Linked DNA regions of Homo sapiens: region 2 is linked to region 1. The links are chromatin contacts, found by Hi-C or POLR2A ChIA-PET in ENCODE. All regions are on one chromosome and are shown on one strand. The core of a region is the stretch at or near the end of the contact, and the rest is flanking DNA. Distances in the headings are between cores, read along the strand shown. Region 1 holds the start of RPL39L (ribosomal protein L39 like). Region 2 overlaps MASP1 (MBL associated serine protease 1).

Evidence for each region. Hi-C counts contacts between places; a loop is a spot of excess contacts on that map. ChIA-PET counts read pairs that join two places held with the same protein, here RNA polymerase II (POLR2A). Pooled maps may share reads with other maps.
Region 2: a loop to region 1 is called in a pooled map, with 2.1 times the contacts of the local background. The contact joins the enhancer-like site here to the promoter of RPL39L in region 1. A Hi-C loop is called at or near these places in 1 of 50 pooled maps. POLR2A ChIA-PET finds 5 or more read pairs at or near these places in 2 of 52 experiments (A673 and WTC11).

What each region holds. Positions count from the first base shown.
Region 1 is chr3:187,138,154-187,141,462 of GRCh38, reverse strand. RPL39L (ribosomal protein L39 like) reads left to right here and starts at 1,967. Exons shown (of 3, transcript NM_052969.3): 1 at 1,967-2,250. RefSeq lists a silencer at 1,827-2,056 and enhancers at 2,097-2,246, 2,287-2,386, 2,255-2,761.
Region 2 is chr3:187,263,708-187,266,737 of GRCh38, reverse strand. All of the region lies in intron 2 of MASP1 (MBL associated serine protease 1), which reads left to right. Among named protein-coding and RNA genes, the nearest start is that of MASP1, 27 kb to the left of the region's middle. Within about 2 kb of position 1,682, at least 5 of the 41 ENCODE cell types and tissues checked have a DNase peak (open chromatin) inside an H3K27ac peak, as active enhancers do.

The sequences.
Region 1 (3,309 bases), core at 718-3,217:
GAACCTGGGAGGCGGAGGTTGCAGTGAGATTGTGCCACTGCACTCCAGTATGGGCGATAGAGACTCCTCAAAGAAAAAAAAAACAACTATATGAATTAAAGCTTACATTAACAACAAATAAGAGTTTGAATGTGTTATCCTGCATATGGAAATCAGATAGGTCTTTGAAGAAAAACTGCAACCTCCGCCTCCCAGGTTCAAGCGCTTCTCCTGCCTCAGCTTTCTGAGTAGCTAGGACTACAGGCACGTACCACCACGTTTGACTAATTTTTGTATTTTTAGTAGAAACAGGGTTTCATCATGTTGGCCAGGATAGTCTCGATCTCCTGACCTGGTGATCCACCCGCTTCGGCCTCCCAAAGTGCTGGGATTACAGGCGTGAGCCACTGCATCCGGCCAGAAAAACATTTTAAAATACTTTGTACACTATTTGAAATGACTATGGAATGCTTGTTTCAATCAATAAAAAAAAGAAATATGAAATGTGAAATGCTTGTTTCAATCAATAAAAAAAAGAAATGTGAAATGTAAAATTTAATAAAATTTAAATTTTAGATACATTTAAAATGTCAAAGTCCTCCTTAAGCTTCAAGAAAATAAAATCAATCTCCTTAAAATGAACAAATTATGATGAATTCGTCAAAAATATTTATATTGTGTTAACCTCATTTACCAAGACATTTCAAATTTACATCTTTGTGTCTGTTAAAGACAGATTTAGAAATACACTAATTTTATTCAAATACAGTTTTTAGTTATGATGATTAGATTTAAAGATATGTGTGATCGGTCAGTTTATGATTATGTAGAATAACATGTCAATATTTACAGGATAATGCAGGTAGGTAAGACACCTGTTCTACTATTGCATGATTTCATGATTTAACTGGTGTAATTAGGAAAGGTTTTAGATCTAATTCGAACTGTCATATCCACTTTTTTTTTTTTTTTTTTTTTTTTTTTTTTTTTTTTTTGAGATGCAGTCTCACTCTGTTGCCCAGGCTGGAGTACAGCTCATTGCAACCTCTGCCTCCAGGGTTCAACCGATTCTCGTGCCTCAGCCTCCTGAGCAGCTGGGATTACAGGCACCCGCCACCACGCCTGGCTAGTTTTTGTATTTTTGTAGAGACAGGGTTTCATCATGTTGGCCAGGCTGGTCTCGAACTCCTGACCTGAAGTAAACCACCCACCTTGGCCTCCCGAAATGCTGGGAAGATATACTTCTAATAACAGCATTTCCAACTACATTACTTGGTTGAAACAGTTGAAACTGCCATTGCAGTTGCAGTAAAGGTAACAAGAGGTAAACTTCTAATATGTAACAGGAGATTTGACTTTTCTCATATGTAACAGGAGATTTGACTTTTCATCTAGAATTAGAACCAAAATCGTTAAATTTGTATAGATATTTGCATTAGCAGAAATCCCATTTTGTTCATGTTGTTTTTAAATAAAGTGACTCGTTTAAAATTTAGTTGCATTTTAAAAATCTGTGTTATGGGAGTGGTAATACTGACTCCAGGCAGGGAAATGAGACAATTGTTAGAGACGCAGGGATGGAGCTGAGAGGTCCTCCTGGTCTCCAATGGCCCGGCGGTGGCTCGATGGGAGGGAGAGCGCCCCCTGGAGGCATTGGCGGTTCCTGGCTCGTGTGCTCGCGGGAACCCAAGCTGTGAGCCTCTGGCCCCGCCAGGGCGTACGAATCCTTTCCTCGTTTATCCAGTATTAAGTCACGCTGTGTGCTAAGTACCGTGGCCAGGCAGCAGCTAGACAACGCGCTGAGGTAAAATAGAGAACTAAGGAAGAATGGGGGACCCCAAAGTCAACTTGGTGACACATCACACGCAGGAGTCGGACCCACGGCTCCCCGAGCCACAGCTCAGTGGGGCGGGACCGCCCGGGCCTGGGCGGGGCCGGGGCGGGGCCTGTCACGGGGGAAATCACCGCCCTAGCATCCGGGGAAATCGCGGTCTTAGCATCCGGCGCGCGGCGGTTGAATTGCTGCGCCCAGCGAGGCAACCGCCTCCGAACGCCAGGTGGGGGCGAGGCGTCTCGGAGTCTCAGAGACACCAAGGCCCCTGCGACAAGGTGGCTGCAGCTAGGCCGGGGGCGTCAGGACGACGGAGCGGGTTCGGGTCGGTGACACGCAGACCTGAGGGAGCTGGGCCCGCCTTTTCCGCCCGCGCCCCAGGCCCTTGCAGATCGAGATTTGCGTCCTAGAGTGGGAAAAAAGCAGAGGCCAGGGCGCCGGTAAGTAAAGGTTCCTCCTCACCCGCCGCCAGGGCCCGGTCCGCCCAACGAGCAGGGCGGCGTGAGGGTCACGGGCTGGAAACAACAATGCCACAGCTCAAGCCGACTCCAACAGTAGTAGCGTTTTTGTTTGTTTGTTTGTTTGTTTGTTTTTTGAGACAGGGTCTCCCTCCGTCGCCCAGGCTGGAGTGCAGTGGTGTGATCTCGGCTCACTGCAACCTCCGCCTCCGGATTCAAGCGATTCTCCCGCCTTAGCCTCCTGAGTAGCTGGGGTTACAGGCGCGCGCCACCACACTCGGCTAATTTTTGTATTTTTAGTAAAGACGGGTTTCACCATATTGGTCACACCAGTCTCGAACTCCCGACCTCAGGTGATCCGCCCGCCTCGGCCTCCCAAAGTGCTGGGATTACAGGCGTGAGGCACTGCTCCTGGCCTACAGTAGTGGCTTCTGGAGGCCACTCAGGCACCCCCTGTTTCTAGCTTAGAGAAGGAGGAAATCGACAATAAAGTAGCCTTAAAGGGATCCATGTTCCGCCCTGCCACCTCTTCAGATGTCAGCGTTGTCCAACTAGTGTCCCTAGAATTACCCAGGATGTGAGTGGCACTGATTCATCAGTGGTTTAATCAGCAAAACCAAGTGTCTTACCTATCTGCCTCATCTGCTCACTGCCTCTTTCCAAGGCGTTCTCACAGGCGCAAACACTTTCTTTTCCTCCATTAATTCCAGTAGGTAAGATTTTGCAGTCTCCTTTAAGGTCCCCGTTTCTCAAAGATAGCCCAAGGAATCTCGCCACTTCCTTGCCTTTTACACATCTGGATTCATCCAGAGACATAAACCCTGACCAGGACTAGCTTCAAAAGGGTCCCACCCGTGCAGTCACATAGGGCTCAGAAGGGCCCTGTACTTACTTTCTTGCTCTGCTATGGCAATCTTGAAATTCTTAATTTTTAAACCAGCACCCGCCTCCCCTCCCCGCCACCTCCACAACATTTTCATTTTGCACTGGGCCTGGCCTTAATTCTCAATTTTCTCAAAGGCTGTCATGTAACTATATAAA
Region 2 (3,030 bases), core at 433-2,932, 130 kb before region 1:
GGCTTCTCCTTATCAGATGTGCCTTCCCAGCTCTCTGTCCTTAACAGAGCCCCTTTCTGACGCCAGGTAATGGGTAGTGGGGAGGAGCAGCTGAGATTTGAATACCCCAGGCCTTCACTATTTCCTCTCCCTACATACTCTACCCACCCCCTACCCTCCATCTATGATTTCTACCTGCCTACATTCTATTCACGTTTCAGTCTCCAGCTCAAAGATTATTCTCTTCTTCCTAAATGTTTTCTGATTTCCCTCAGCTGGATTCAATCTTTTCCATTCCTTAAACCCCCAGGGCAGCCCATCTTTGATTGCATTTACGATACCCTGAGAATACCCCAACACATATACCTTTGAGTACTTATCTTATTCTTCTACCAAGTGTCACATTCCTAGAGGCAGGGAACTTGCTTATTGAGCTCGTATAACAAATAAATAATTTTTGGCACCCTTCACATTAAAGTGTAGACAGAACTTAGTACACACATATTTGGTGAATTGAGTTGAAAGAAAACAAATTGAGGACATACAGCCACATGTTGGTGTCCTAAATAACAATAGTCTCTAAGGACATAGTCGCCCACAAGAAGAAATAGAAAAATGAAGAGTTTATTATTCGCAGCCACATGGGTCTCCATTATTATGAATGTTTTGTCTTCACTTGATAAGGTCCCTCCATCATGTTGATATGATGACCTCTGAGAGGGGACAGTCCAAATAGAAGCTAGGTCTCAATCTGCCTATACTCAGAGGTAAATGATCTTTATAGAACTCCATATTCCACAGCACAGGATGCAAATATTAACCGGGACCAGTGACCCCTCTGTTTAGGTTATGACTGGAGCTGTCACTGAGCCACATCCTCTCTAAGAGACAGTCCATGCACCCAAGATAAGGTTTCAAGAGGCCTTTGAGCCAGGAAAATTGTTTGGCCAAGTGTCTGTGTCTTTAGTCATGTACTCTCTGGGTTGGTGGGTTCTTTTCTCTCATCTCAGAATAGTTCCCAAAGCAAAACTGATATCAGAAAATGTTCATGTTATCTCTCCAGCCTTGAGCAAGTCACTTCCCCTCTCTTGACCTCTGTTTCCTATAGAAGGAGGCAGATAGAAATAGCTCTTAAAGGTCCCGCCCAGCTCTGATATTCCAGGACTCTATTCTGAGCTGCAGGCTGAATTCCCAGGGCCCCAGGCTACTGGCCTTCTCTTCTCTGCTTCTAAAAGGATGTATGGCTCAAATTTTCCCATGGGCCTCAGCTGGGGCATGCTTCCTGTTCTCTGGAATACTGTGGCTCTGCAGGTGATAACCATTTATCTGATTTATCTGCCATTATGAAAAGGTCCTTCAGCCCAGACGTTACAAGGAGGGAGGTCATTTATCACAGACCCTCAGTAGTATCTCCCTAATCCAAATGACCAGTGTGTTCACTTGAAAATGTTCATGTCCCAGTCACTGCAGAACCCAAGAGGCACTGGGGATACCAAGTTCCAGAAAGAAGCCTGTGTAGCTGGAACTATTAATGCCCAAGGCATGACTATTCATTATTAACAAATTCAAGTTCATCCGCAAGCAGTAATCCTGCATATGTTAAAACTCCTGCTTACCATCTTCTGGTTGGTTTATATAATATATGACTATGATGATTTGTTAGAACTGTGTTAGACTATGATGACTGCTATGTCTGGAATTGGAAAGGAATCTAGAGCTCAGCTAGTCCAAACCCCTGTTTTTACAAGTGGATAACTGAGAGCTAGAAAGGAGATGGCCCAAAATGCAGAATACGGCAGTGTCAGGAACAGGACCCAGGACCTCCAACTGCCAGGTTCCTGTATATCGTATTACTCCAAAGCAGAGGTCACCAAGATGGTGTACTCTAGTTCATGCAGTTACTCACAGAAGAATCCCTTTCCCAGGCCCTCATTCTAAATCTATTTAGCTTTTTTTTATTAAGTTCTAGCAAAAGCAGTTAACTGGTTTCTAATTCACAACATATTAAAAATAAGCAGACAGAAAAGTACAGTGAATAGGCTGATAAAAAGACAGGAAATAAAACATGACATAAAGAAGACTTCAGAAGTTCAAGGCTTTATAGTCCGGCAATGTTTAACGCCAGGTCAAGCGACATTACACAACTCAATATCCCCAAGATTATCACTTTAATATAGTATCACAATGGTTGACATTCATAACAATGTCCCTGGATCACCAAGAAAGGGTTAGCATGTTTCACTTGAGAAAGTGGGTACTTCTTTAAAGTACTTTTTTTTTTTTAAGTGTTACACCAAAAAGAAAATTTTTAGTTATAGTTAGGTAAAGCTTTGGCTATCTGGAAAACTGAGTCAGATAAAATAACACAGCAGCTGGGAGGTTCAAGGAAGTGACATTTCAGCTGTGTGCAGATAGGCACATTCTATAGTAACAAGACTGGTGTGAGTTCGGCTGGTATCTGCAGAGAAGAGGAATAAATAGCAAAGCCATGATCTCATCTTCTGTTTACACTTCAATTCCCAAAGTTAGTGATTAATTGTACTTGCGTTTTGTTGCCAGGGCAAATTGTTTTTCTTTGAAACTCCCACTTATTTTAAATAAATAAACCATTAGTTTCAAAACAGGAGTGTCAAATGTCAAGATATTTCTGACATGCTAAGCTAACGAACAAAACAATGAATTCATTAGAAGCTACTAGAGATAGCCGCCTTTGAGAACTTTTCTCTAATGACTTTGAAAGGCAGCAGGAATCATTCTTGGTAAGAGATTTTTTTCATGCATCTTGGCTAAAATTTGGTCCAGAGGTTGCAAACACAAATACAACTTAAAAGAATTGGATTAGGTATAAGATAATCGAATAGATACGTCAAGAATTTATACTCAAATAAATATACCAACTAGCTATCATACGAAGCTTCCCAAACTCCTGTCTCACATAAAATCAGCTTTAAGCCACCAGTTTAGGATCTCTGCTTGGATCTCTGAATTCGCACAGGGCCTCTGGCTCTTCCAAAGAAGGGAATTCTTTTAGCAAACAGGCATGTTTTTTGC